2 separate regions of the Mus musculus genome follow, and region 1 is linked to region 2. The links are chromatin loops, found by intact Hi-C in ENCODE. Cell type or tissue: left cerebral cortex. All regions are shown on one strand. Links, peaks and the distances in the headings refer to the core of each region. The heading gives the core; the rest is flanking DNA.

The links. Hi-C counts contacts between places; a loop is a spot of excess contacts. Peaks named below come from ENCODE experiments on the same cell type or tissue, not always from the same donor. Only the 100,000 strongest peaks of a DNase experiment are listed, where the experiment ranks them.
Region 1: it touches region 2 in a loop (2.3-fold over the local background); 4 of 42 quality-filtered maps call a loop at or near these places.

What each region holds. Positions count from the first base shown.
Region 1 is chr4:141,535,567-141,551,162 of GRCm38, forward strand. Spen (spen family transcription repressor) reads right to left here and starts at 3,031. Exons shown (of 16, transcript NM_019763.2): 1 at 2,598-3,031. The coding sequence starts at 2,680. B330016D10Rik (RIKEN cDNA B330016D10 gene) reads left to right here and starts at 10,596. Exons shown (of 1, transcript NR_030695.1): 1 at 10,596-12,747. It overlaps Gm4123 (predicted gene 4123), which reads left to right. Exons shown (of 2, transcript NR_166589.1): 1 at 1-465; 2 at 631-1,851. In left cerebral cortex, for the core only: no CTCF peak of the experiment used is centred there; DNase peaks (open chromatin) are centred at 3,135, 6,458, 9,607 and 10,422; H3K4me3 peaks cover 2,461 bases; H3K27ac peaks cover 2,746 bases.
Region 2 is chr4:141,133,461-141,149,056 of GRCm38, forward strand. Szrd1 (SUZ RNA binding domain containing 1) reads right to left here and starts at 6,336. Exons shown (of 4, transcript NM_001025608.2): 1 at 6,232-6,336. The coding sequence starts at 6,282. Fbxo42 (F-box protein 42) reads left to right here and starts at 14,462. Exons shown (of 10, transcript NM_172518.3): 1 at 14,462-14,719. In left cerebral cortex, for the core only: a CTCF peak has its summit at 8,962 (motif pointing right); DNase peaks (open chromatin) are centred at 5,808, 6,386, 7,095 and 8,965; H3K4me3 peaks cover 1,850 bases; H3K27ac peaks cover 940 bases.

The DNA of each region.
Region 1 (15,596 bases), core at 2,947-10,946, 400 kb after region 2:
GTCTGATTTAGCCTCCACGGTTTTTTGTTGTTGTTGTCCTTTTAATCCAAATACCTACTGCAAAAGCCTAACCACTGTTAAAAGAACATTCGTCTTTGAAGCATTTTATGTAATGTATTCCCAGTGTACACCTCTTAATCCTGTAGAACAGTTATTAGTTAATGTTGTAATCAGCTAGGGAAAAGGGTAGGAAAAGGCACTCTGGTTCGGTTTAACATAGGCATCTCGGAGTTCTTCTGTTTCTGAGGTCTACAGGGCAGAGTCTGAACGCCATTAAGTTTCCTTGTCATCTTAGTGCCTTTCCATCCCTTTCGTTTAAATGATTCAAATTCTCTTTTTCCTTCCTGGCGGCGATCACAACAAAACACATTCCACTATATGGAGAAAGAGATCTATACTTAGCTCCACAACTGAACCGGCAAGAACATTTTTGTAGGCATAAAGATAAGCAACAAACCAGAAACAGTGAGTACCTGTTTGGGGGGGGGGGTGAGAACTGGGAATTCCTGGGTCAAGGGTGAAGGGGAGATTACTTTCTGTTACCTTCTCATGCTCTGCTCCCATTAAAGGTGTACTAACCAAATAAAATCCATTCGTCTCAAAGTGAGAACTGTCGCTTTTACGATACAGGAGTTTTGGGGACACACATCTGCAGAGGCTTCAAATAATCTTTTTACCAAGAGCATCTGATAAAGCGCTGCTGTAAACGCGGGGTCAGCAGTGTGCCGGTGAGCCTTCGTCTAGCGCCGCGTTCCTCGGGCTCTCCGGGCAGCCCTCCTGCGAGCCTCCTCCCGCCCTCCCTGCCGTGCATTCGGAGCGGCTCCGCAGATTCCCACATAAAGTGGGTCCTGGCCGCCATCTTAGAGAGTCATTCACACCAGCCGGACCGCGGCACCACGCTTCCAAGCCTCCCAGGACTGCGCCCAACCTCCTCCCTCGCTGCTCTCCCTCTCCCTCGGCTTGCACAGGGGGTCAAACTCCAGGTCTGAGGCAAGCCGTGCCTCTGAAATCTGCATGATGTAAAATGTCAAGTCTGACCACCCAACACAGGAGCAGAGCGAATGAGGCGATGCACGTGTTTGCACGTCGGGTGCGTATCAATTTCCCATGCAGAGACCCATGGAAGAGCCACTGGGCGATTTAAAGGAGGTACAGCGCAGAGGGGTTTCCACTCCAGAACCTAAGAAAGCGGAGTGCTATCTTCTCCACGCTGAGGACCTGCTACTAGAGGGCAGAGACCCGAGCCGAGGGGTGGAGCAGCACGGGCAGAGAAAGTTCCCATCTGCTGGCGCTCCAGCTGCTGCAGTCCCCTTTCATCCCCGGGCACCCCGGCCAACACTCCATCTCCGGACCTCCCCCTCTCCCGTGTCTCAGACACAACGTAGTAAACACCCGGAGTCCCAGGCAGCGCGCACCTCCCCCAGGCCTGCGGAGGACATCCCGGCAGGTTATGAATGGCCTCACTATACCCAGCTCCTTTTCACACGCGGGCACGCGCACACGCGCGCCCCGGAGGCGAAGATTTAATACCCCCGGTCAGAGCAACGGCCAACAGAATCAATGGCCCTCCATCAGAGAGAGAGAAAGGAAGGCGCTCACGCTTCCCAGGCCTCACCAAAGAGGTTCTAGACCGGGCGACACAACCCATTTTCCCAGGTTGACTCTAATGTGAGGACGTTCCTTCTCCTAATTATATTCCCTGCACCGACTGGATAGTGGGAATTCAGAGTACGCCCAACTTGGAACCTTCCAGGGTATTGGATATCAGGAGAAGTGAATTTCCACAGGCGATCGCAGATTTGCTACGTTCTTTCTCAATGTGCGGAAAGTATGAATAAATTCTCATTGTAAGTGGGGTTGCATGCTGAGGCCTCTACCAGTTACCCGGACACGCGTTTCTGGGAGCAAATAAGCGCTAAATGCTACCAACGGGTATGAAAAGCAGCATTTACTTCTTTTCCTTCCACAAGCAAAAAGTATTTAGAGAAACCGAAAAGTCATACCTAATCGCTAAAATTTTGCACTTTTTGGCTACTTCACTAACGAATTCGAGGTGAAGGGTCTATTGTAAAAAAAAAAAAAACAACAAACAAACAAAAACAAAAAAAAAAAACGCTCGGTCACCAGCGCGGCGCGGGAATGCATCCGCAGCGCCAAGCTTGGCGTTCGCGCTCCCTTCCCCGCGAGCTCCGGGACACGGGCAGCCCATTTAGCCGCCGCCGAGCGCCAGGCAGCCCGCTCCGCCCAGCCGCGCAGAGAGCTGAAGCATCCGCCGCTGCACGAATCTCCGGAGAGCGGCCACTGCTCCGGGTGCCTGCCACCTCCCGGTGCCGCACGATGCCAAGCGCGGCTGCGGCGTCCGCACAGCCCGGGCTCTGCGGGCGCTCGGGGCCCCGGCCAGTCGCGCTGGACTGCGAGGCGGCGCGCAAAAAGGCGATCCCGCAGCCCCCCAGCGCTCCCGCTCCTTCGGTGGCCGCACAGCAGCCGCCCGCCCAGAGCGCCGGAGCCAGCCGCGCGTCGCCGCTCTGCCGGTGGCCAGCAACGGGCCGGAGAGGCGCCCGAGGTGCCAGCGCGGCTCCGGGCCTCGTGTCACTCACCGTTTGAAATGCTCGATGATCTTCTCTTCCCGCACGTTCTCCGGTAAGTTTCCCACCCAGAGGTGCCTGGTTTCCCGGACCATGCTGGGCGGTGTGCCGGCGACCGCGGTGGCTGGCTCCCCCTCGCCGGCTTCGTACGCGGCCGTCAGCGCAGGGAGGCGGGCGCCGGGGCGGCGGCGGCGGCGGCTGCGGCGGTGGCGTCGGCAGCGGCGGCGGCTCCTCCGGCTCCCCCCGGTGCAGAGACCATCCCTCTCCCCCAGGTTCTGACTCTCGGGCCTCGCAGCTCCGCTCTGCCGCCACCAAACACCCGAAGCCGACCCTCGCGCTCCGGCGGCGCATGCGCGCGGGCGGCGGCGGGCGGGGGAGCGGGAGGAGGGGCGAGCGAGACCCGGGCGGCCGCGACTACGACGGAGCCGGCGCTGTGGCTGCCGGACGCTTCCCACCGGCGCGCGCGGCCCGCCTCCCGCCGCCTGGCCACCGCCCCCTGGCCGCGGGCGCGCGCGCGTCCTCCCGCCCCGACGCGGAGGGCCTCCCAGCCGGCGCGCAGGCGCGCGGAGCTCGGAAGGGGGAGGAATGCGGAGCCGGGAAGCGGCGCCCGCGCAGTCAGCTTAGTGCGCAGGCGCGCCGGAGGCCGGGAGGCCGGCCGCCGGAGGCGTCGGGGTGGGGGAGGATGGGGCCGCTTCTGCCTGCGGTCAGGCGTTGCTCTGGGGAAACACAAGAGAACCCGGTTAGTTTCCACGCCAAGAGGTTTCTAGAGGCCAAAGTCCCTATGCCTGTCTGCCCTACGGCCCGCCCCTGACCATTTCCGGACGCCTAGATTCCCCGCCTGCTTGGGAAAGTGGTCGGGACCAGGCCACCCTTTTCACCGCCCAGACAAGGGACCAGCGCTGCAGAGAAACCCATCCCTCCCAAGAATCATTGGCTTGTAACATTAAGCAACTTTTTATATAGGAGCTTGCGAAACCTTCTGCAAGATGTCTTTGCTCATGATTACAGTACACACAAGAATTAAAGCTGAAAGGATACAGACATTCCATACTGTTTCCCCTCGGAAGGTTTGGAATAGTTGGTTTTTTAAACAGAGAGTATTAGACCTCCGGCCCTTCCAGACTTTTGAAACTGGCAGTTGACCTTTCATGTAAGGCCGGCTTTCAGAAAGATAAAACCGCAAAAGGCCACTGTGGAGTAACAGAAAAAAAAAATCTTAACTCATTAAAACCGTCAGCAACTCATACTTTAATTTTTCATACACAAAAATAAAATGGTGCTTCGGGTACAGCCTACACTTTTTGTTTCGTTGTGCCCTTAGGGTCTACAAAGTGTGCAGTACACACAAATTAGGGTTCTACCTAAGGACCTCGCCCGCGTCCAACAAGGTGTGTTAATATATCACTAGGCTACATTCCCAGTTCTTGGTAGTGTTTTCTTTGTTTGGCTTAATTTGAAAGGGTCTTCCAGAGCCACTGTTTATATTTTTGAGAAAGGGTCTTATATAGCTCAGGCTAGTCTCACACTTCTAGTTTTGTGCCCACCTCTCAGGACTGAGACTGTAGACCTCGGCTACCATATAACTTCACCAACCGAACAGGCAGTATTTTGAATTGGAAAAAAATCATAAATAATAGCAATAATATTTGGGGTCACATAATTGTTTCTTTTGTTCCATAAAAAGTACTAGGGTTTATTTTTTATTATTTGTTCATTTTAGTCTGCCATATAGCCTAAGTTTATATGTATATAATATATCTTGATATATATATGTGTGTGTGTGTGTCTGTATATATGTATATATATATATATATATATCTTGATATATATGTGTGTGTGTGTCTGTATATATGTATATATATATATACATATATATCTTGAGATATGTGTGTGTGTGTGTGTGTGTGTGTGTGTGTGTGTAGTTGAAGCTGGAGTTAGGGATGGTTATGAGCATCATGTGCTAGCAACCAAACCTAGATCCCCTGCAAGAGGCATAGTGTCCTCAAGCATTGAGACACCCTCCCACCCTCTTCTTCATTTTGAGACTGGGTCTCACTATGTAGCCCAGGCAGTCTTCTTGCCTCGTCTCCTTAAAACTAGATTTTTAAACAATAATTTATTTCATGTGCATTGGCATTTTGCCTGAATGTGTCTGTATGAGGGTGTCAGATCCCTTGGAACCAGAGGTATAGACACTTGTGAACTGCCATTTAGATGCTGGGAACTGAACTCAGGACCTCTGGAAGAGCAGACAGTGCTATTAATTCCTGAGCATGAGCCATCTCTCCAACCCTAAAACTATATATTTATATTTTTATTATTTTTTTTTTTTTACAAAATATCCTCCTAGATTAGCCAGAGGGTTTGTTAATAGTAGTACTGTTGCCAGTCCTGGTGGCAAGGTCCTTAATCCTAACACTTAGGGGACAGAGGCAGGACTATCTCTGTGAGCTCTAGAACAGTCATAGCTATATAGAGACAACCCTGTCTTTAAAAAAAAAAAAAAAATCTGTCCATCAGAAAACTCAGCAGGTAAAGGTGGCTTGCCACCAAACCCCAAACCTTACACACGGTAGGAGGAGAGAAGCCCCCACAGGAATGCAGTGACACCCACCCACCCTGGGAAATGATCGGGAAGCAACAAAACACGGAGATGAGTGGGCTGAGGAATCCCTGCCTTGGGGCTTTCTGCTTTCTATTGCTAGTGCAAATGCTGTGGATAACAAGGCAAGGGACAAGCAAGGATTTTTGCATAGCCCCAAATCGAGAGTTTCTTTTTCTCAGTGCTTTGCATTTTTTGCTGGCAACACATCAGGAAACACTGGTGAAGTTGTTTTCCCGTTTCCATCTGTGTTACAAAATACTTAAGGGGGATTTCTTCATGAACCTGTATCGTTGTAAGTTTCCATAGAAGGGAAGAACAAAACAAAGAAGAGCTGACAGAAAGATAATCTAATCTTCTGATTTTTAAAAAAGAAGCTTAGGTCAGGGATAGAAAGATGACTCAGCACCAAAGAGTGATTTACTGTTCTTTCAGAAATCTAAGATGGATTCCAGCACTAGTGTATGGCTCACAGTCAACCACCTGTAAGTCTAACTCTTCAGGTATCCCAGGCCTCTGGCATCTAAGAGCATCTGCATTCTCCTGCACAAACACAAAGAGGAAAAGCACACACACACACACACACACACACACACACACACACACACACACACAATTAGAAATAAAAACAGAGATGAGCATGGTGGTGCACACTTTTAATATCAGCACTCAGGAGGCAGAGGCAGGTGAATCTCTGTAAATTCAAGTAGGTTCCATTGACAGCTGGGGCTACATAGAAAGAGCCTGTCTCACACACACACACACACACACACACACACAATTTTTTTTTAAATTACAACATAAAAATAAAACTTTAAAAAATGCTTAGTAATGGCTAGGTATGGTTGTACACACCATTAATCACAGCACTTGGGAGGCAGGGGCCAGCGGGTCTCTGTGAGTTGGAATCCAGTCTACATATTGAGTTCTACAACAGCCAAGGTAAAATAGTAAAACCCTGTCTCAAAATAATATTAATAACAACAACAATGACAACAGTAATTGATACTCATGGCAAAAGGGTAACCAGAAGGCTTCTAGGCCCTAACTCCATGATAGAGCACTTATCTATGATGCACCGCCCATCCCCATCCCTGCAAATCACATTAATGTAGGTTGCGTTTTAACTGTGAAAATGGATCAAGTGCATCTCATTTGAATATTAAAGAGAACTCCAGGAAGGTGACAGTAAAACTGAGCCATTTGCAGAGGCGAATTAAAATAGATTTGCTTTTAATCAACTCCTATTTTCACACTGTGAAGAGCTGCTGTATTTAGCATGCTAGACATGCTCACAGAGTTCAGTCATGCGGAATGGCGGCTGAGATGGGGAAAGCTGCTGAGCGCCAGGCTCAGGCTTTGAGCAGTAACCTCGTCTCTGGAGTGGGTAATTAATATACCTATTTAGGCAGGAGGACAGAGTAGTCACCAGATACTTCACGACAAATTGATACAAAAAGAAATAGTTACAAATACTGGGAGACAGGTACTTAAAATATATGCATTTCGTCTAAAAGCCACCATATAAAAATATGTAAACAAGCTCTAAAATGACCCAGCCCAAAGCACATGAGAACTGGACAATAGCAATTTCAGACAAGCCTGTTCTAATCAGAGTCTTTGTTTTTCCAAAAAATGAAACAAAATAAAATGCTCAAAAGTATTTGACTACTTGATGTATCTGAGAGTCTAATGGTAAGAGAGAGAGAGAGAGAGAGAGAGAGCAATCTAATACCAAACTAGCACACAGTGTGAGGAAATTATCTTCATAGATTATCAGAACCCCCAAGTTGAATATTGTCTACCTAGACCTAGAGACTCTAACAAGAACTAATACTTCATAGTCTAATGTTCTAAGAGAGTTAAATAATGTATTCTCTGTTGGTTTTAGTTTTCCAGAAAAACAGAATAACTTAATAATTTCTTAGAGGATTGATTCCTAACTTTCTAGCCTTTTTCATCTGAGAGCAGTTGTTGGGAAGATTTCTCCGGGTACAAGTGCTGCTGCTCTGTCTAATATCCAGAGTTATTAACTAATATTTGTAGAATTATACTGAAAAGACACTGGAGGGATACTTATAAATGTAAATCATGGTTGTTGTTTCAGGTAACAGAATCTGAATTTTCTTGTTTCTTCTGGAATAGCTTCCCGTGACTCAGGATAGCCAAAAGTTTCCATGGAGTCCGGGATGGCCTCTGTTTCTCAAGTGTGGGGATCACAGGAGTGAGCCACTTTAATCAGTGAGGATGTGGATTAAAAAAAAAAAATATTTGGCTAGGTGTAGTGACACATACCCTTAGTCCCAGCACTTGAGAGGCAGTGAGTTCCAGGACAGCCAGGGCTATACAAAGAAACCCAGTGTTGAAAAACCAAAATAAATAAGATAGATAGATAGATAGATAGATAGATAGATAGATAGTCCTCTATATTTTCTAAACTTCTCTTCACTTTTATAATTGGAAAAAATCATAACAAATATACTTTGGGATTCTTTATTTTGCAGTGTGGTGCTGGGAATCAAACGCAGAGTTTCCACACATGCCATTTGAGCTCACCCTCAGTCCAATTAAATGAGATTTTCTTGGAAGGCAGCAGCTGAATCAATTAGGGTTCCTCTGAAATGTTAGTACTTGACTACCATAAATCACTATGTACAATAGATCCCATATGAACAAATGGTAATGTTACTAACAGTCATTTTCATAGATCCTTTTCTTTTTTTATTTTCATTTTTATTTTTTGATCAGGCCTGGACTCCCTACCAATTGCCTCTGCCATTGCTGGAATTAATGGCATTTTACTGCCTCATTTATCCTTTAAAACCCCAAAAGTAGTGTTAATCTTCACATTCAAAACAAAACAAAACAAAAAACAAAAAAGCAGGGAAGCCAAGCAGTGGGGATACCTGTACTAGGGAGGCCAAGGCAGGCGGATCTCTGAGCTTGAGGCCAGCAATGGTCTACATCTTGAGTTCCGGGACACCCAGGGCTATGCAGAGAAAAACCTTGGGAGGGTGGGGGAGCAGGGAACTCTAAGGAAACTCTTTGCCCTAAATGATACACATTATCCAAATACCCCAGATCTAGCAAATTGCCACATTGAAACTATCAGGACCCAAACAGAAGATAAGTAATGCAAGTCCCGGCTTTTGACCAATTCAGAGATTATATAAGTGTACTTGATAGAATACTAGAAATAAAAAAATCAAACACAATGTGGTTAACTGCTTATGAAATGTACTGACGTTTCTCACCGTTTTTGAGTTTTCAGCTCTATGGCTCCTCTTAGAAAACTGACTCTAGTCTCGAAAAACAAATAAAATAAAATAAAATAAAATACAAAAAGGAAAAAGCCGGGCTTGGTGGCGCATGCCTTTAATCCCAGCACTCGGGAGGCAGAGGCAGGTGGATTTCTGAGTTCGAGGCCAGCGTCTACAGAGTGAGTTCCAGGACAGCCAGGGATACACAGAGAAACCCTGTCTCAAAGGGGGGGGGGGGGGGGAAAGAATGAAAGAAAACTGACTCTAGTTTGAAGGCTGCAAAAATGTCTGAAGATAACTTTCTTTGAAGAGTCTAGATGAATTTCAAAATACTTTAAAAAAACACACACCCATCCAGTGAGAGTTATCTCTTACAATTTCACTGACAAAACGCCCTAAATAGGGGCTCGATGAATCTCAGTGGTTAGGGGCACCGACTGCCCTTCCTGAAGATGCAGGTTCAAATCCCAGCTCCCACATGGCAGCTCACAACTGTCTCTAAATTCAACATCTGTCCGTCTCACAAAAACATACATGCAGGCAAAACACCAATGCTCAGAAAGGTAAATAAAAAAAAAAACGCCCTAAATCTGGTGTTTTCCCCACCTCTACACATCTGAATTTTAACACAGAGCCCTTCTTTTTCTTTCTTTCTTTTCTTTGTTGTTGTTGTTCTTCGTCCTAAAAACCTTGCACTGAAAGGACATTTCCCCTTAAGATCAGTTTGGTACTTGCAACACCTGGAGGAGGGACCAGCCTAGCTCAGCCAGCCAGAGCTACATTGTGAGCAGCTAACTTAAAAAACAAAACAAAACAAAAATGGTAAAGGATATTTCTAAAAATCCTAGTTATTCAACAATGTAATCCCCCCAAAATTTTTTTTAATGTTTTAGGACACTTTAAAAAAACCAACTCAGTATTTGCTTTATTTTCCTACTGGTGGAAAAATGATTTGAAAGACCCTATTAAATATAATTTCTGTTCAGAGAAACGTGCGGCAGGGATTCTCCAAATTTACAGACTGTATGACTCAGTGTTCATTTGCAACCCGTGTATTACAGCTTTGCTAGAATTCTACCTCTAGCCTGGCTTTCCACACTAATGGTTCCGGGAGGAACCGGTCACCAGCTCATGGTTCCCACCGGGAAGGCGGATCCGGCTCCGCCCAGAGCCCGGGCGGGTGACCTCACAGAGGTCAAGGGCGCTCACACACCTGCAGGCCGCTCCGCCACCCCCACGCCACCCCACGCCGGGGAGCAGCAGGGCCAAGGGCAGCCTGGGGTCTCCCCGACGTGGGGCTGTCACAACCAGCGTGCTTTCTTCACGGAGACTCCTGGCTCACACTCCGCCCCACACTAATAACCCGAGAGGCAATTTCTCTGGCTGCCCTTCAAACTCTGGGTTCACATAGGTGGGCTCCATGACAAGTGGGGTTTTGGGTTTCTTAGTTTCCCCGCCCCCCACCCCCAGGAACCCACAGCCCTGACAGTCCTTTCCACTACACTTCTTGGGAAGTGCGATCGCGGTCACTGTGGTCACCGCGGCGCAAGCCCACGGCGAAGGGAACCCGAGCGGCCCGGCGAGCTCCGTCTGCACACGCGGCCCGCCAGCAAGGGCACCTTCGCCTCCGCTTTCCAGGCGAGAACAATGCGGCAGCCCAACACCCGGGGCCTGCAGGGTCTCCAGGTCCATCGGGAAACTCTCAAACGTGGATCGGGAGAGGGTGGGCAAGACGACCCCACTGCCTCGGCTTTGTCCGGCCTGCCTCCAAGCCGGAGGGACCCGTTTTCGAGACTGGGGGGGGGGGGAGGGGGGGTTGAGAAAGGAGGACAGGACAAGAAGGTCCTCAGATCCACTTCTCATCACACAGGCAACGCGGAAAAAAAAAAAAATGCACGGCGCCGAACTGCGCACGCGCGCGGCAAGGCCACCCATTTCTCTCCCTCCTCCCAGCCCCTCCAAGGAACGCGAGGTCGCCCGAGTGCGCTTGCGCTCGCCGCGGAGGGAAACGTTGGAGGGGGAGGCAACCTTTCCATTGTGAGAGAGCACCGCCCCCGCGGACCCGCGCGCGCCCGCGCCACTCTCACAGTCTCCCGGGCGCGCGCCTGGGCCGCGGCCCGCCGCCGCCAGGCGCATGCGCGGGGTGGGATGACAGTGAAGGGTGGAGAAGGCCGCGGAGCTCGCCGCCGCTGCTGGCCGAGCTACCCTGAGAAGTTTCTGGAAAGAGGGCTACAAAGGGAACCTGAGGGGATGAATGGAAAGCGAGCCATTTTCTGAGAGAAGACAGCGAAAAGTCCCAACAAAAAGTACACGGCCTTAGCCGAGCCCACGACCGACGACACACTCCCATCCAAGGAGGAAGCGTGGGGACAAGGGAGCGGACTGGGAGACGCGGAATGGCGGGGACATTGAAAAGATGGAGGCGCAGCCGCCGGGGCTTGGGAGTGGCAGGGAGGCGCTAGGTCAGGGGTCCCCGAACCCCGTCCTCCTTAGCTCCGCTCCCGTGTGCGCTCTGACCTGCCCGTCTACACTCGGGGGGCCCCCGGGGTTCACGGGGATGTGACGCGCACACGCGCGCGAGCTCATGGACAGCGTGGGAAGGAACCCCGGCCGCGCGCGGGGACAGCGTCCCCACGCCACGGCCCGCCCGGCTGCCATTTTGTAGCGCGGCCGCCATTTTGCGCGGCCCGGGGGCGGGGGAGGGGCTCGGGGCGCGGCCCCGCGGCTCGCGATGGGCGTGGCCGGCGGCGGGCGCGGCCCCGGCCCCCTTTGTTCTCCGCCTGGGGGTCGCGAGGCCCCTCGGGCTCTGCAGCCGCCGCCGGCGCCGCAGCAGCAGCAGCGTGTGAACCGGGAGAGGCAGCCCCAGGGCGTGCGGGATCCGGGAGCCCATCGGAAGCGGGGTGTGTCCCCCCGTGCGAGGGATGACATCCTGCGTGGGGAAACTTAAATCGCCGCCGTGGGAAGCGGCTTACGGGCGAACCGGGCTCGGCATCCTCCACCTCTGCAAACAAAGTCAAGTTCGGTCCCGAAAGCAACAAAGGTGCCGAAACTCCGCGGAACCTAGCACCAGGAGGCGGGGCTCGTGCAGCCCACGAGGTGGAGGAGCGCTGAGAGCTCGGCTTCCATTGGCTGGCCCTCGGAGCACAAGGCTTTCAGGGCCCATTCTCCCTGACCCAGAAGCCTGAACAATAAATATGCTGTGATGGCTTTCTTCTGTCGATTTAACTTCCACTTATTTTCAAAAAGCTATGAGTTTATTAAAAATAAATAATAAAATACGTGCCTGACATCCATCGCCCTTTCACTTTCCGAAAAAGCAAATGTCTTCTTGAGGAATATTTAAAAATGCGAATCTTAGTTGTGTGTAATGCTGAAAATTCTGGCACTATTTCGCAAACCCAGAAAACTTGAAAAACGCTGCTAAATTTGACTTCCAGCTTTTGTGCAGTTTTCTTCCCCCTAATGGTTGACGTGGTTTTTCTTCACAAAAGCCTGGTATCATAAAGGAACCAGCCCGTCCTGACTCATCTATTTGTGTCTTGGCTACAGTAAACCTCTTTTTTTGTCTTCTCACTATGTGTAATTATGGCGACTGCTTATGTTTTCTGTAATAGTGGGGTAAAGCTTATGATGACAGACTGAAAAGGTCAAAACATGTTGAAGGAACCAATCGGGATTTTGATGACTGCCAGATGAGAGAAATTTAGCAGAAGCGTTTCGATTTCAAATTTCATGAATAGGTGGGCTTGGTAGTTATAAAACTGTATACTGTGTCTTTAAGATTACATAAATAGTCTGAAACCTTTAGTAGTGATTACTTAAAATATGTTGTGTTCACCATGTTTTCTTGTCTTGTAACCAAGTAAAACAATTCAAATCATTATTTGGTTAGTTGGTTTTCGAGACAGGGTTTCTCTATGTCGCAGCCCCAGGACATCAGTGAAATCTTATCCTGGGACGTTAGAATAATATGGCATATATGGTGTATTGACACTCCGAGAATGATTTCCCAGCACTTCATTGCACAGACAAGGAGAGTCTGATTGAATTTTAAATTCTATTTCCTTTAGAATTTTTCACTGTTTTTGAGAAAGACTCAAGAAGCTCAAGCGGGTCTTGAACTCAGCTTTGTAGTTGAGGATAAATTTGAACTAAAGATCCTCCGGTCTCTGTTTTTTATTGTGCCCAATGTTTTGTTGTTTTTGTTCTGTGGGTTTTTAAATTTATGTGTATATGTCCTTTCGGGTCAGAAAGGGTGTGGGTCTTGTGGAGCTGGAGTTATAGGCAGTTTGGAACCGCGGTCTTGAGCAAGGATAGAAAGAGTCCTAACCACGGAGCCATCTCCACATCTGCCATACCCCAGTTTTTAAGACAGTACTTCTGAGCAGAAATGCTGTCCTTTAGCTCATGCCTTTGGATTTTTATTTCCTTTTTTGCATGTGGTGAAATTGTGTGTGCTTTGGAACATTAGAAACACTAATGTTTCTCATTATTCTAGGAAAAGACAACTTTTCATGCCAAATCAGGCAGAGGAGGGAATTTAAAATTCTAACAATAATAACCTTTCCCTGGTCAAATTAAATGAGCTTTTTTTTTTTTGAGATTTTAGGAATATAGGAATATGGGAAGTCCTTCAAATATTGTTGGCTGCGGTTAGTGCTCCTACATGCTGTAGTAGGTTTTTCCCCTTTGAGGCAAAACATTAAGTTAGTTGTAAAATGCCTCTCTGCCCTTCAGAAGTACTGAAGTTAAGGAATAAATATTTAATAGCCAGCAGTCTAATAGAAAAAGTCTTCTAGGGTTGTCCTCCTGTCTGAGTGCAAATCGGCCATCCCTAGAGGGAAAGCGCATAGCTTCAATAGACTACTAGATTTGTTATTCTAAACAGCAGGCACAGCGTGGTCTGCATGGATGTCTGCGCACCACCTTCGTGCCTAGTGCCCACGGAGGACAGAAGATTGGAATCAGATCCCCTGGAACTAGAAGTTAGAAGGTTGTCAGCCTCCTGACAGTAGTAGGTGCTAGCAACCAAGCACCTTTTCCTCTGGAAAAGTGACAGGTGCTCTTAAACCCCAAGCCGTCTCTAAAAGCCAAGCTCTTAATCCATCTGTTATAACTTTTGAGCGTCCATCCACTGTGCACCTGAGCCTGCTGGTGCTTTAAATACACCAGTGCATAAAAATACAAGGATCTCTTAAAGAGTCACCTAGCAGGGCCTGGGAGGAGAACACAAACCAGCAGAAGAAGGAAATGAATGAGCAGAGGTGGCTGGCGGGTATAGCTCAGTGTTAAGCGTGCAGTGCTCACTGTTCACGGTCTGATTCTCTGCATCTTTCTCCCACCAAAAGTAAGTGCTAGCGTGAAGAATACAGGGTGATCAAAGATAATGTGTGCCCTGTAATCCTAAATGGTCTTTAAGCCTTATTGGTAAGTACATGTTTATGCAGGAGCCCAGGGAGCAGTCCTGTGGATGGCCAGTGAAGAGTTCCTAGCCAGAGCCTTCAAGTAGGAACCTTAGCAGCACACAGAAACAGTATGAGAGAAGAAAGCAAGCTAGGAAGAGCGTGTTAGAAACGATGTTTGTTGTTGTTGTTTTGGTTGACATGGAGATATTGGATGCCAAATATGTTGTATGTGTATATGTCTCATATATTCACAAATTAGTGCTTCACTGAATGGGGGAAACACATTCTGAGAGGTGACATTCATTTTGTCTCTAATGAAACAGCATAATTCTCCCTCTCAAACTCAGATGGCACGGCTGTTCCTATGTCATGTCTTTTGGGCCCACCTTTTTCTCTTGGTTTGTGAAACAGGGTCTCTCTACAATATCCCTGGCTGTACGGGAACTTGCTATGTAGACCACAAAGTCAAAGAGATTCAATTGCCTACTAAGTGCTGGGACTCCATGCCCATCTTTAGGACCACCATCATAGTCATCCTTTGCCAGCTGTCACTGGAAAGGCATGGGATGCTCTGGGCTCACATGTAAACACTGGGAGAACCAAGAATGTTACACACACACACACACACACACACAGAGGTTGTTCTTCAAAGGGACGGATATGTCACTTGTTATCTGCCCAGAGACTGGAAGCAGGTATAGTTAATAACCTTGTGACCTTTGAACTATTGATGTGACTGAGATCACACCAGCTTTTCCCCCAGACCCTTACGTGAGCTCGTCAATCGATAGAACCTACCTTTATGGAAGGCGCCACATTTAGCAAATCTACAGAACCCGTGAGTATGGAAGATGCCTTGTGTGTACTTTAGAAAGATTTTCAATGTGGTCAGGTGTTATGCTTTATTAAGTTAATAACACCAGGAAGTTTTCCACCAAATTGTGCTATGATTAAATATGCCTAAAATAAACTACTCGAGGTCAGACGTCCGAGGGTTGAACCAACACCAGCTACCTACTCATACTGAAACAAATCACCTTCATACCTCCTGTGGATCGTTGCTCTGCTGGCGGTGGTGGTCACAGAGACACATCCCCACCACCGCCATGACGTCAAACACCTTAGGCTTGTGTGTAGTTGTGAGTGTGTGTCTAAGTAAGTTCTCCCTAAATAGGTAGCACTTAAGGTCTGGGAACTGAGTGAGCTCACCAACATAGAGATAGACAAAGGGAAGAAACCCTAAGACAGAGACAAAAAGGACAATCAAGAATTCAAGACTAGTCAGGTATGGTGGCACATGCCTTTAATCCCAGCACTTGGGAGGCAGAGGCAGGTGGATTTCTGAGTTCGAGGCCAGCCTGGTCTACAGAGTGAGTTCCAGGACAGCTAGGGCTACACAGAGAAACCCTGTCTTGAAAAAAAAAACAAAAACAAAAACAAAACAAAACAAAAAAACAAACAGAGAGAGAAAGAATGCCTAGAGCCACTGCTTCTGGGAGGTAGGGAGGATAGGGATGAGCAGAGGGCCATGGGAGGAGCCACAAGTGACAGTAGGGGCAGTGAGTCCGCTGACAGAGAGCAGAGCAGCATCGGCTGTGGAACAACACAGAAAGATTGTTGCCCAGAAATAAGGACGCTGTTGAGCAAAGGGAAGGCAATGGCTTTGCCAGGCATGGCATTCAGTGAGGCAGTCAGACCTTCCTTCACTGAGATAAAGTGCAGGGGAAGGGTCATGGGATCATTT
Region 2 (15,596 bases), core at 4,865-12,864:
ACTATTTATGTAATAAAATCTCTGGGATTACTAAGAGAGACTGATGGCTCGCCAGGTGGTAGTCTTCCCCAGCCCCAGGCCCCACAGCACTACCCAAAAACAACAGGGGGGGGGGCGAGTTGGGGGGAGGGGGCTGGGCTGTAAGCTCAGTGGTTCTTACATTCCAAGTTCAAGCCCTCAGACCACAAAAAGAAAGAATAAACTAGGTTTTAAAAAATGTTGTGGGGCTGGTGAAATGGCTCAGTGGGTATAAGAGCACTGATTGCTCTTCCGAAGGTCCGGAGTTCAAATCCCAGCAACCACGTGGTGGCTCACAACCATCCATAACAAGATCTGACTCCCTCTTCTGGAGTGTCTGAAGACAGCTACAGTGTACTTACATATAAATAAATAAATCTTTAAAAAAAAAAAAAAACAAACGCTGTGTGGCGCACGCCTTTAATCCCAGCACTCGGGAGGCAGAGGCAGGCGGATTTCTGAGTTCGAGGCCAGCCTGGTCTACAGAGTGAGTTCCAGGACAGCCAGGGCTACACAGAGAAACCCTATCTCGAAAAAAACAAAAAATAAAAAAAAAGTTGTACTTTGGCCACAGCCAGGTTAACTCAATCTCTTCCTAGTCTCATGACATCAGAAAGCACTGTGCTTTGTGGAGGCGGGCTACCTGCCTCCTCTAGAGGAGGGACTATGAAGAGTGCTGGCCCCAAGAATGTGTCTGGGTCACTACATCTCCACAATAGCGACTTTCTCTTGCAGGATTTCACAGCTTTAGAGAGCCGCTTTTCTCCTGCAGAAGGAAAGGCCCCCCGCAGCCATGGCAGCTCCCTCAGGAGCCCAGAGCACGCTGAGAACAGGGCCCTGTGCAGCCCCAGTGAAAAGGACTGGGAGCCACGGCCGAAAAGCTCATTATCCTCCTTTCTCAGAAGCCACGGGAAAGCAGATTTCTTTCCAGAGGTCAGGTTCAGCCAACTCACAGCCATCATGCCTCAACTGGCCAAAAGCTTGACAAAAAAAATCCCGTCAGAGAACACTGCAGGTCCCAGGTCTTCCCGAAATGATGATTAGTGCTGAGGCCTCCAGCCTGGCAAAGCTGGGCTCCCGACTACCTCATCTACTGTCTTGTGCCTACTACAGTCAACTGCACACACTCCAGGACGACAACAGAATAAAACAAAACACCTAGCGGAACACAGACTCTCCTCCAAAGAGAAGCTGATTTAATCTCTCAAATGAAAATCTAACTCCGTCCTGCCTCTGCTAAAAAGGAGGGCGGAGGCAGGGAGATGGCTATTTAAAGCTTTCCACTGCTTTAAGGACAAAGTTGCAGCTCCCAGAAGCAAGTTCAAAGCGCCCCTACAAACCTCTCTGGCTCCATCTTTTTCCACTGAGTCTTGCCAATGCCAGTGTCTCCGGCCAGGAGGAAATGCTTGCAGCATGGAACGCTCTCCCCACTCCGCCTCATCTCTGCGTGCACTGGCCACACCACCACCTGCCCAGCTACCAGACAACGCGGCTCCGCTCAGCTCAACTTTCAAATCTTCTTTTACTCTTCCTCTTTTTCCCCTTGAGACAATCTCTGCATGTTGCCCAGGCTGGCCTCAGACTCATGAGCCTCGGCCTCAGCCGGCGTCCTGAGCGTGGGATTACAGGTGTGCACCACTATTCTTGACTCAGTCTTTCAAGGCTTGTGTGAACATAAAGACCTCTGGTTCCAGGCATGGCACCCACTTTTTCACCTTCTGCACAGTGTTGCTGCTCTTCTGACAGGCTGGACGAGTGCTCCAGTGCCTGGCACACAACTGATACAATGTCTAAGGACACTTTCTCACAGGGCCAATCATCACTGACCGGGCAATATCTAGACTGCCCACTGGCTCACACGAGTGGAAAGTAAACATACATCCGAATTCTCAACCCAGAAGACTAGTTACCTAGTTATCCTTTAACTTGCACAAGACGTTTTCTCGGGCTTGGACATGCACTCAGTGGTAGATCTCTTGCCTGCACATACGAGACCCTGGGTTTCATTCTTGGTTCGGGCAATACATAAGGGGGTGGGGGAACTGATATGGAGGCACACAGCTATGATCCTAGAGGCAGGAGGACCTGAGTTCAAGGTCAGTCAGCCTGGGCTTCATAAAGACCCTGCTTTGAAAAAGGAGCTTAAGGCTGGGCGTGATGGTGCACGCTTTTAGTCCCAGCACTCAGGAGGCAGAGGCAGGCGGATTTCTGAGTTCGAGGCCAGCCTGGTTTACAAAATGAGTTCCAGGACAGCCAGGGCTATACAGAGAAACCCTGTCTCGAAAAACAAAAAAAAAAAAAAAAAACCAACAACAAACAAACAAAAAAAAAAATGTTCTTCCTGTTAGCTGCTTAATTTGAGGGGGAAAAAAAAATCAAAGGAAACCCTAGGGATCCAGGGAGAGGCGGCAGTGCATTACAGCCACCAGCCTAGCTCCACTGTCACCACCTTTTCTAGCTGGGGTGTTTTATCAACAAGAGGAGATAGGCCATTTCCACATCATATTTCTTTTGTCTAAACAAGTGGCGTGTATAACTAGCTTCAAACCATCAGAACCCAAGCTGAGTGTGGTGGCACACATCTTCAATCTCAGCAAAGCAAGTGGATCTCTGAGTTTGAGGACACTCTGGTCTACAGAGTGAGTTCCAGGATAGCCAGGGCTACACAGAGAAATCCCGCCTTGAAAACCAACTGCTGATCTACTTTCTGGAGCAGGAAGATGTCTTCCAATTACAAACTGCTCTCATCGCCATTTGAGACTTGCTGAAGATAGAGGCCACAGGTCAAAGTCGGAAGCAGGAGTCACCTCAGGTGGTGCCTGTGCTCAGCATGCACAGGGCCCCAGGCCTGACCCTCAGGGCACTCCCTATCAATAGGCCTGAATCAACCATGACTCAATTCTAAGTTTTCACATCCCCACCGGGCACATTTTAAAAGAAGCAAGTCTTGGTGAAAGGTAAATTATACTCTCTGGACTGTCTTTAGAGTGTGGTTCTAGCCTCTCTGAAGGAAACTCGCAAAGGAACGATTGCACGCAGATGAGCTGCAGCCTGGTTAAAAACCCACCTGAGGTGATCCTTCAAGCCGGCCCTCCCATCAGTGGACCACCATACCCTACCCTGGGTACTCAAGGGAAAGCCTGACGTCAGCTCCTGAGCCAGCTCTGTTGTGCTGGAGGGCAGGGATCCCGCTGGGTCTGCAGAGCCTGGTCACTCAGCTTCCACCCAGCCAACTCCCAGTCACTGAGCCTCTGCTTCCACCCAAGGTTTCTTCTGGTTGCTTGTTTGTTTAGGCCTTTCTTTTTGGAGGGTGGGCACATTTGAAACTCATTGAGGGGAGGGAAGGGAAGGGAGACAGGATAATGTAAAGCCAAGAATGTTCACGCCAGCCACCACCCGCACCTCAAAGACACAGAGAGTCAACTGGATGCATGCAGAGAGCATGCTGCTCCCCCTCCCCCTCCTCCTTCATGCCAAACACATTGGCATTACTCAAGGGAATCGAATTCATGACAGTCTTGAGAGGCCAGGCGTGGAGATGTCTATAGTGCCAGCATCTGGAAGGCTGAGTCTGAATACTAGGCTCTGTCTGCATTTGAGGCCAGCCTGAGCTACAGTGTAAAGCCTGACATTCACAAACAGCACATCTTCAAATAAAGACCCGAAGCCGGGTACCTGGGAGGCTTCAAACTCCTTAAGAGTTTATGGAGAACCAAACCCACACAGTGACTGTGTAGCCAGTCAGAGCTACACAGGGAGACCTTATGTGGTGGTTTCAATGAGAACAACTCCCATAGACTCTTAAGTTTGAATGCTTGCTCTCCAGTTTTTGAGACTCTACAGGCACTGCCTTGGTCAGACGGTGTCTCTTCACAATGAATGGACAGTAACTATGAGTCTCTGTCTCAAAAAAAAAAAAAAAAAAAATCAAAACCAAAAAAAAAACCAAAACCAAAAACCAAACACATTAAAGCAAACATATTAAAAATGTAGGGCAGTGTCTGGAGTCTGGAGGGATGGCTGAGGGGTAAAGAAGTGCCCACTGCTCTTACAGAAGGCTGGAGTTTCCGTCCCGGCACTCCCATCAATGGCTCACAGAGGTCTGTAACCCAGCTACAGAGGATCCTACGGCTTCTAGCATCCCCGGGCACCCACACATCCACGAGTCCACGAGCAGAGAATACACATCCTCACTTTCTCTGGGAGTAGTGGCGCCTGCTTCCAATCCCAACACACAAGCAGGCAGTGCTCTGTGGTTTCCAGACTAGCTGGTCAACAGAGCTAATTCCAGGACAGCCAGGGTTACATGAAAGCTGTAAAAACCAGGGTTTGGAAACCCATTCTTTTCTAAATAAATAAATAAAATCAGAAGAAGAAAAAAAAAACAGTTTTTTTTTCCTTTCCTATTTTTTTTTTAAATACAGGTGACATGAGGGGCATTTGGGAGACACTCCTCCTAGTGGCAGGCCATAAATGCCTCTACCGGAAATTGTGCATTTTCTGGCAGAAGTCACTATTGCACACACTTCCTTTTTTTTTTTAATATTTATTTATTTATTATATGTAAATACACTGTAGCTGTCTTCAGACACTCCAGAAGAGGGCATCAGATTTCGTTACGGATGGTTGTGAGCCACCATGTGGTTGCTGGGATTTGAACTCAGGACCTTTGGAAGAGCAGTCAGTGCTCTTAACCGCTGAGCCATCTCACCAGCCCCTGCACACACTTCCTAACAGGCAGCACACACTCAAAAAATATAGGTGGAGTGAATAAATACCTAAGCGACACCTGTTAGTCTCTATAAAAATCTTATTTGTTGAGTGTGGTGGCGCACGCCTTTAATCCTAGCACTCTGAAGGCAGAGGCAGGGAGACCTCTGTGATTTTGAGGCCAGCCTGGTCTACCTGGTGAATTCCAGAAAAGCCAGGGCTATATAGAGATCTTGTCTCAAAAACACCAAAACCAAACAAACACACACTTTCTTGATTCAAGGGGAATGTACCTTAAACCTCTATTAAATAATCGCTGAACCAAGCAGGCCTTCCAAGGCTCGTTAATGCTAAGTCGAAAAGCATCACCAATCTTTCGAGAAATGCTGAACTAGCGGAAAAAACTTCGAGGCCAAGTTTCAACATTCCTGTGAAGATACACCACTGCTGTGCTGGTTAGAAGCGCTAGGGGAAGACAGACCCAACTCCTCCTCTATCCTAGTATATGTGACTCCCCACACATAAACTTTTGAGGTGAATGTCACCGGAGCGGAGCCCAGCCCAGCCCAGCCCAGCCCGGCCCGGCCCGGCCCGGCCCAGCCCGGCCCAGCCCAGGCGCGGACACATGGTCACCAAAGAGACATTTCCGTCTCCACGAGGGTTAGCTTCGAACCTCAAACTCTGAAATTACCACGAGAATCACGAATCTAATAGAGGAGTTCCTACTTGGGATAATTTTTCCTTTTCCTGTAACTTTTGGGGGCAAGCAAAAACTCTCACTCGCATCATACCGATCGGTAATCTCCCCTTCTCGCAGGCATGAGGCTATCTTACAAATCACACCCTTCTTCCTTTCCCTTCCCTCCACTCAGAAGAACGTAGTCCGAGATCCTTCCCACTGCGCAGATCTTAGGGTGGGTCCCGGGGAAGAGCAGATGCTTTGCAGAGTTTAGGGGAGCTCTGCTGAGATCCCCGGAAAACTCGGACTAAAACTGAAAGAGGAAAAGGGAAAGGAAGAGAAAAAACCAGGCTCGCTCACCGCGGCGGAAGGCGCACAGCGGCGGGGGATTTCGGCCCAGAGCCCAGTGGTCCCAGAGGACACATGGTCGCTTGCTCCCCGCTGTCTCGGGGCCTCCTCCCGCTCTTCCTCCGAGCCAGGCACTCCACCCGAGCCCCTCCCTCACCAGACGGAGCTCAAGAACTTTAAAATGGTCCCTAGGGCGCGGGGGACCAGAGAGAGTTGCCCCGGGGTAGAAGGTGGGGCGCCCAGAGCGAAGCGCACACCGCTGGGCGGAGAGGCACCCGGCAAAGGTGGAGAGAGAAATGGAACGCGGCCCCTTTAAGAGGCCTTCACGGCGATCCGGGACCGGGGGCCTCTCTTCCACCTCCGGCCCGGCGTGGGAGACCCTTCCTTGGGGAAAACTCTCCCCAGACCCACTCCCCGGAGGCTTCCCTCACGCCAGGTCCGCCCAGCCCTACCGCGGGGCGGCAGCTCCTCCTTACCCCGCTGTCTGCCGCCTCCTCCCAGCTCTCAGCGACCTCCTCATCTTCCATCTTACTCGCCGCTTTCCCTCCTCCCCCAACCCCTCCCCGCGCCTGCGCCTTGAAGCGCGCCTGAGTCGCGGGCGGAGGCACGCAGGGCTTTCCTCAATGGACCACGCCCCCTCCCCCAGCCCGGAAGAGGCGCCCGGCCAGGTCCTCCACTCGCCTGGTCTGCCATCTTGGAAGAGGGCAGGGAAGTCAGATCGGCCTCCATCTTTCATGAGGTCAATACGCTCGCTGGTTTACTGAATGAGAGAGTTCAAGTGACGTTACCTGCTCCAGTTCGGGAACTGTGTGCTTTGGAACCATCGTTTCTTAAGGGCAGGCAATGATTGAAAATTAATTTTTTTTTCAAAAATTGAATCTCAAAAGAAAAAAAGTGAGTCTAAGTTTTTCTAAGCTACAGGTCACATGTTTGTTTTACAGCATTTTTTTTTTTTTTTAAGGTGTGCGCCACCACACCCGGTAACCAGTCATACTTTTTTTTTTTTCTAAGATTTATTTATTTATATGTAAGTACACTGTAGCTGTCTTCAGACACTCCAGAAGAGGGAATCAGATCTCGTTAGGATGGTTGTGAGCCACCATGTGGTTGCTGGGATTTGAACTCCAGGCCTTTGGAAGAGCAGTCTGGAAGAGCAGTCGGGTGCTCTTACCCACTGAGCCATCTCACCAGCCCTGTTTTACAACATTCTTGAGACATTTCTATACTTAAAGAAAGGATTAAAAAGCATCTTTGGCCGGACGTGGTGGCGCACGCCTTTAATCCCAGCACTCAGGAGGCAGAGGCAGGCGGATTTCTGAGTTGGAGGCCAGCCCGGTCTACAAAGTGAGTTCCAGGACAGCCAGGGCTACACAGAGAAACCCTGTCTCGAGAGGAAAAAAGAAAAAAGCATCTCTGGGCTGGAGATATGGCTCAGCAGTTAAGCGCACAGCCTGCTCTTACAGAGGTCCTGAGTTCAAATCCCAGCAACCACATGGCTCCCAACCATCTGTAATGAGATCTGGAGTGTCTGAAGACAGCTACAGTATCAGTATACTTACAGATAAATAAATTAAAACATCTTTAAAAAAAAGAAAGAAAAGAATTAAGGCAGCAGGAAGAAAAGACTCAGACAGCTGAAGATGGTGAGAAGCATGGCATTAGGAAGCAGGCACTGCCTGAGCAGTGCTGGCCCTCGCCTTTAATCCAGCACTCAGGAGGCAGAGGCAGGGGAATCTCTGTGAGTTTACAGAATGAGTTCTAGGACAGCCCCTGTCTCAAAAATTAAACCAAAAGGAAACAAGACAACAACCACCACCCTCCTCCCACACACACCTTATTATACTGAAGAGTCACAACCGGTATCTGACTTCCCTTAAAAATTCTAAGGGGGTCGCCGGGACGCGTTTAATCCCAGCACTTGGGAGGCAGAGGCAGGTGGATTTCTGAGTCGCCTGGTCTACAGAGTGAGTTCCAGGGCAGCCAGGGCTACACAAAGAAACCCTGTCTAATGGGTATGACTGCTGAAGGGTGGGGGGCAGCTGGTGGGGGTGGCTTGCCTGTCTGTCTCACCTCTAATCCTTTCCCCAAACACAGACAACATTTCTGGGACATGTCCCTTATAGTTAGCTCTATCAAAAACATGCTGTTGAGTAAGGCAGCAATGTGGGTGCTATAATCAAGTTAACTGACTTGGAATGTGGTTTTCCCTCATATTTTTAGGGTCCCATTAATCTTAATAAAGTAAGAGTTTCCTGTTGTGACATTTTGCAGTTTGTATTCTTAGTGATCATAATTGCAACCATCTTGGTAAAATGTTACCAGCTTTTTTCTCCTCCTCCGAGATTTCCCAGCATTCTGGATCATTGCCAGGTCCGTTGTCACGGGGCTCTTACCTAGAACCTCCTGCTCTACACCTCTGCCTGCATACTGAAGCCTTTCAAGATGCCAGCCCCAGCCCCACCCCCACCACCTGGCCCCTGGAGGGTTTCACTATGTATCCCAGGCTGTGCTATAATTCACTCTGTAGACTGGGCTAGCCTGACTCCAGCTGACAGGGATCCACCTGTCTCTGTGTGCTGAGCACTGAGATTGAATGTGTGTGCTGCCGTGGTCAGTTGGGATTCCAGTTCATGTAATCAGGCTTCTTGTTGACAGATATCTCACAAGCAGTAAAAAGCCTGTTTGAAACTCAAAGAATTGGACTATTTCCCTATCTTCAAGAACAAAGGATGTCATATTGCCCATCTCTGGTTACTGTATTTGTGAGTCTTCTGTGAATTCATTTTTAAGTGTGTGTGTGTGTGTGTGTGTGTGTGTGTGTGTGTGTGTGTGTGTGTGTAAGCCAGAGATTGCATGACAGGTGTCTTTTTTGATCACTCTCCATATATTGAGGCAGAGTGTCTTACTTGGACCCTGGCCTAGACAATTCAGCTAATTGGGGATGCCTCTCTCCTAACACTCAGGCCTGTTCGAGGGTTCCAGACATGCCCTCAACTGTCATCTATGTGGAGCTGGTGATCCGAACCCCAGTATTCATGCCTACACAGCAAGTGCTTTACCAGGTAGCCAATGAATACATTTTTTGAAGCAAATTCTCTTGTGTCTTGGAAACAGTGATGTCAATGAAACTCTCTTACACCAACTATAATGGCCAACATTTCCGAGGAATGGGCATGTTTTCAGCCTTGTAGTTACAGAGTGCGGCCAGCAGAGGGAGACAGTTTCTTATAATTCCTCTGTGGTAGACACCCCTAAAGGCAGGACGATCTTTTAGCTGTGACTTTTTCCAAGAGATTCAGGAGGACATAAATCTTGAGGATAATTTGACGATGCTGCAAAAATAATAACTTCTGTTCCACTTAAGTGGGCAACCAAGAAGCCAGCAATCCCTTGAGACCCGGGGCAAGTCCTTTCTTCGCTTGGACGGTTTCCTTCTCTACAAGAGGAGAGCATGGGACAGAAAAACTTCACTGCTAAGACTGCAGGGCAGTTTTGTTTTCCAAGGGGAAACCCCAAGAGCTGAGATCATGGCATGATTCACATATTGGCAGAGACCCTAAAACTTGTGCTTCTGTTTCTGGCGAAATGTCGTTAGCCATGGTTCATGCTTGGCTTTTATGTTAGGAAGTCACTTTCAAACCAGGTGTGGTAGGAATGCAAGCACAAAGACCGTAGTCAGACTGTCCTTGGCACAAGGACACGTAGGCAGTCAAAAGTTGAGCAGTGGGCACATGAAGCCATCTATACACACACATACAAAACAAAACTAAACAAACGAACAAAAACCTTAAATGCTAGGCTGTGTGTAGTTTTCTCTTACTTTTTCTTTCTCTTTAAGCAAAAGAAAAGATGCCAGGTAGAGCTGGTGCATGCCTTTAATCCCAGCACTCAGGAGGCAGAGGAAGGCTGATATTTGTGAGTTTGAGGCCAGCTTGGTCTACATAGTGAGTTCCAGGACAGCCAGGGCGACACATACCCTGTTTCAACAAACAAAACAAAAATGCTGATACTGAGTCATTTAAAATGTATACATTTCCCCATCTCTTCTCACCTGTAAATCTCTGAAAAGATGTCAGGGGGGTTAACAGAAGTTGATTTGGTGTGACCAAAAATATCTGAGGGGCTAGTAGGTTAATTTTTAGAAAAATATTTACTTACTTTATGTATGTGAGTGCTCTATCTGCATATACACCTGCGTCAGATTATATTACAGATGGTTGCGAATTGAACTCAGGACCTCTGGAAGAACAACCAATGCTGCTTTTTCTCCAGCCACCTGGTTTGTTTTCCTTTCTTTTCGTCTCTTTCCTTCCTTTTTTTTTTCTTTTTTCTTTTTTTGATATTGGGTTTCTCTTTGTAGCCCTGGCTGTCCTAGAACTCACTCTAAAGACCAGGCTGGCCTCAACTCACAGAGATGCCACGTGCCTCTGACTCCTGAGTGTTGGGATTAAACATGTGTGCAGATTTGAGGATTCTAGGCAGACTCTGTACCACTGAAACATGTCCTCAACTCCAATTTCCGTTTTATTATACTTCCTGTTGTGCCTTTGAATGCTGCACTATGTGCATATATTACCTAAGCTAAATAACTAAAACCATAAAATGCTCCTGTAATTATTTGGACAGACTCTTTTCTTAAAGCACGTTTGAACTTACTGGACGGGTCTGAGCACCATCTTTCATCCCGGTCTCAGCCCTTGCCTCTAGCCCTGGTCCCCATTATCTGTCCCAGTCTACGTGTGGCCGAGAGACAAATCTGAGCCATTATCGTATATTCTCTCCACTGTGAGAGATGAGAGTCAATTTCCCTCCTGATGGTCTAGGTCGAACGTAACCAAGCCTCCTGCTTGTCAGAACTCTTGCCGAGTTCAAGAGCCTGGGCTTTGAAGTGACAAGACCATGTGGGCTTGAACCCTGCCTGTTTTGGGGAGCTTTAACCTGGAGAAGACTGTTTCTCCATTTGTACAATGAGCACAATGGTGGCACCTGGGTACCAGTGTTAGGTACCTAATAAAATGAGCACTGAGTGAGGCGGGGGAGAGGGCTCGTTGGGAACATGCTTACAATACAAAAGCATGAGACCTCAGTTCAAACAGACAGAACCTACCTCAATCTGGGCATCGTGGCATCTGCTGTCTGTAACGGTACCTGTGATCGCAGTGTGCCTACAGTGAGACAGAAGCATCCCTGGATGCTTATGGGCCAGGGAGCCGGCAATGCTCCGAAGGGAACAAAGAAGCCCTGTCTCAACGAGGTGGGAGGAAAGGACAGACAGCTGCAGTTGTCCTCTGATTTCTACATACATGCCATGGCATGCACACACAAGCAAACGCACACACACACCCTCTCATGCACATTGTAAAAATAAAAAAAAAAAACCCGTGAACTGTGATTAGTAATAAATAATTCGCTTTAATAACTTTTCTATGTATTGCAGTTAATACGAACACATATTTATTGTCTTTCTTGTACAGGCTCTTTATGTATCAGGGACCTTGTTAACTTTACCTAAGTCACAAGCTGGTGAGATGGCTCAGTAGGTAAGGGCACTGGCTGCCAATCCTGACCACCTCAGTTTGCTCCCTTGGAAGGAGACAGCCAACTGCTATGTATGGGTTGTCCTCTGACTTCCATCCACTCCCTCATACACTTTCAGAAATATAGGTTAAAATCTTTATATATATGCATATATAAAATCTGTAATCCCAGCTCTTGGGAGGTTGAAGCAGCCTGGTCTACATAGGAAGTATAACCTGTTCTACAGCATAAGAATTCTCTCAAAAACCCTCCAGATGGGCTGGGTATGATGGCAAATACCTTTGATCCCAGTACATGGGAGGTAGACGTTGAGTACATCTCTGTGAGTTGGAGGCCAGCCTAGTCTACAAAGAGAGCTCCAGGCAAATTAGGACTTCACTGTGAGACTCTATCTCAAACAGAAAACCACAAACAGACAGATATGGCACGCCCTCTGGTGCATAGTAGCTGTTCACTAAACATGCATCCGCACTCTGGTGCATAGCAGGCGTTCACTAAACATGCATCCGCACTCTGGTGCATAGTAGGCGTTCACTAAACATGCATCCGCACTCTGGTGCATAGTAGGCGTTCACTAAACATGCATCCGCACTCTGGTGCATAGTAGGCGTTCACTAAACATGCATCCGCACTCTGGTGCATAGTAGGCGTTCACTAAACATGCATCCGCACTCTGGTGCATAGTAGGCGTTCACTAAACATGCATCCGCACTCTGGTGCATAGTAGGCGTTCACTAAACATGCATCCGCACTCTGGTGCATAGTAGGTGTTCACTAAACATGCATCTGCACTCTGGTGCATAGTAGGTGTTCACTAAACATGCATCCGCTGAATCCCCTCTTAGTTCTCAAATTCCCAGTTCATTCTTTTTTTTTTTTAATTATTATTTATTTATTTATTTTGGTTTTTCGAGACAGGGTTTCTCTGTATAGCCCTGGCTGTCTTGGAACTCACTCTGTAGACCAGGCTGGCCTCGAACTCAGAAATCCGCCTGCCTCTGCCTCCCTAGTGCTGGGATTAAAGGCGTGCACCACCACGCCCGGCTCCAGTTCATTCTTTTATTCAACATATATTCAGTGAGTCTCCGCTGGGTACTAGTCTATATATGATGGATATTAATGATAAAGCTTTTCGTCAAAGCAACAAAACTCCCGCCTATCTTTGAGCTAAGGGTAAAATGGTTCTGTATTTGAACTCTAACATGACCTAGCAATTCTCCCCACCTGTACCCCAAGTCAGCGCTTCTTTGTGGAAGAGCTCTGGTTGTCCTGGAACTTACTCTGTACACCTGGCTGGCCTCAAACCCAGAGATTCACCTGTCTCTGCCTTCTGAGTGCTGTCATTAAAGGTGTGTGCCACCATAGGCCAGTAGCAGCCTTGTTTTAATATATATACATATATATATTTAGATTTTGTTTTTATCTATGCTTGAGTGTGTGTGTGCTGTGTGGGTGGGTGCCCAAAGAGGTCAAATAGGGTGTCAGACCCCCTGGAGCTGGTATTAGACAGTTGTGAGTAGCTTGTAGGTGCTGGCACATGAATGTAGGTCTTCTAGAGAGGGGTAAGCAGATTCTCTTTTTTTTTGTTTTTCTAGACAGGGTTTCTCTGTGTAGCCCTGGCTGTCCTGGAACTCACTCTGTAGACCAGGCTGGCCTCGTACTCAGAAATCCACCTGCCTCTGCCTCCCAAGTGCTGGGATTAAAGGCATGCACCACCATGCCTGACGGTAAACAGATTCTTATTGCTGGGCTATCTCAACCTAGCGTGAGTTCTTAGAACATGTTATAACTTAGATTACAGGGCTGGAGAGACGGTCAAGACATGTACTGCTCTTGCAGGACCACCCAGGTTCAATCCCTAGCACCCACATGGCGGTGGTAGGGTCACAACTGCCTATAATTCCAGTTCCAGGGGATCTGACACCCTCTACTAGCCTCTAAGGGCACCCACACACGTGGTGCACAAGATATGCTCAGGCACACGCAATATTTACTGTATGTATGTTCACAAGTGTCATTGTTTGAGAATGAAGATCAGGGTGGAAACTGTGGGAGTTGGCATTGGTTTTCTCCCTCCATCATGTAGGTTCTAGGCATTGAACTCGGGTCTTCAAGCTTGGGGGAAGCACCCTTACCTGCTGAGCCATTTTGCAAGCCAAGACTTCTTTCTCTTTTTCTTTGAGACAGGGTCTCATTATGTAGACCATGCTGGCCTTGAACTCAGAAATCTACTTACCTCTGCTTCCCAAGTGCTGGGATTAATAGTCAACCACCATGCCAGGGCAATGGAATTTCTTAGTTTCTCACTTACTGCGTGCCAGAGTTTTTTCTAATGTTTATATGAGGAACATAAATGTTTTTTTTAGATTGAGGTTCCTCAAAGTAGATTCAAACTCCTGGATCAAGCAATTCTCGCCCTTAAACCTCCTGCATAACTGGACTTAAAGGAGTGTCACCAAGCCTCGTGGTACTTTTGACCTAGTACCACGTCTCACGGGCTATACAAGCCTAGGTCTACTTTATCCCAGGGCTATTCGCTTGATGTCTCAGAATGCTCCAATTGCACAAGAGCTTGAGCTCTCTATGTCTGGCATTTCCTTAAACCACATCTGCAGGGATGGGTTCTAGAAGGTTCTCACCTACACACAGCTTTCTTGAAGTGAGACTCTTTTGTGGGAGCGGGACCCCACTCCTCGGTGATGGCCACACTGGGAAGCACAGAGAAACACACAGGCTTGTTTCCTCCCAGGCTCCGCTCTACACCGGGAGTTTTGAGACTGGGTTTCCTCTTTTTTTTTTTTTTTTTTAAAGTTGGTAGCAACATAGCTGCTGCTACAGTTTCCAGAGGCTCCAACGCCGGGAGCTTCCTCTCCCTGGGGATATCTAAAAGGCACTTCCGTTCCCCATTGCCCTTTCTCTACGCTCAACCCGTGGGTACCTGGGGGCACAAGTGCCTTAATCTAAGTCTGCACTATCAAACAATCGGAAAAACAGCTCAGATACCAGCGCTCAGCCGCGCCGATCCTGATAAGAGTCCTAGAAAGCTCCGCGCCCTCGGCCCTTCTCAATATGGCGCCGCCCAGCGGCCGCCGCGCGGAAGGCCGGTCACGCTGACGTGTGTGCGCGCGCGCGCGCTTCCTCCGCGCCCCGCCTCAGCGCATGCGCACTGCGCGCTGTCGTCTCCCGGTCTGAGCAGCAGCGGCGGTGGCATCAGGGACGGCGGCGGCGGCGGTGGTAGCCGCGGCGGCGTTTGAGTGGAGGAAGATGGCGGCTCCGGGCGACCCCGGGTTCCGCCAGCGGTGAAGATCCCCCGAGCACAGCAAGCACCGGCCTGAGGCAGAGCGGCTGTGCTCTGGCCCCGGCCCTGGCTCCTTCGCCACCGTCGCCGGAGACGCGAAACCGAGAGCGCGGAGCGGTCTGGGCCAGGTGAGGCCTCTCCCGGTGCGGGGCCGCGGCCAGGCGCCGACGCCTCTTGCGCTTCATGCCCGGGGACCCCGGGGCACCCCGAGTCCGGCGCGGGCCCCGTGTCCTGCGCGGGCGTGGGTCTTGGCGGGCCTGGGGTCTTGCTGTCGTCATCCTCGGCTTCCCAGGCTAAGGTGGGGACGTGCGCCCCTTTGCAGCCAGCTCTCGGGATGGGCGCAGACCTGTGCCCTCTCCTCAGCAGGGTGGTCCGGGTCCTCCTCCAGGCCGGGAAAGGATGCGCGGTCAGGGGGTGGAGAATGGCTTTCGGGGTGTCATGGAGCCTCACCCCGCCCCCTGAAACCCTGAAGTCCTCGGTGAAGAGCGGGAGCCCGCTTGCTGCCCTCCTGAATTGGGGCTGCGGCGAGGGGGCCGGCGGGCGTCTCAGAAGCTGCAGCTGCCCAAGAGATGATTTTTTTGGGGAATCGGCTGACGAAATAAAACACAAGCAGTTCCTTCCCTGACCCCTAGCCGTCTGAGTGTTCTCTTAGTGGGAACTGCAGCTCTCCTGGCTGGAGACAGCAGTCCACGTTGTGACTGAAGAAGGCTTGCCCCGGTGAGAATTGTCCGTGGAGGGTGGCAACGAGTTTGTAAATCAAGAAAACCACAATTAGGTGAGAGAGCCTGGTAGCTTCAGCTGAGAAAACTTGAGATGCTGGAGTTGGTTGGAAACCTTTGGAATAAGCCGGTTGCTTTGTCTGTTGGATCCTCGGAGTTTTAGTAGGAAAAGCCATGTTTCGTTTCTCAGTTGCCAAAGCGTTTGGACTTTACAGTGGCAGCGTTCCGATGGATCTAAGATACAGAACCAGACAGACACATTACTGGGTTTCACTTGCCGGAGGCA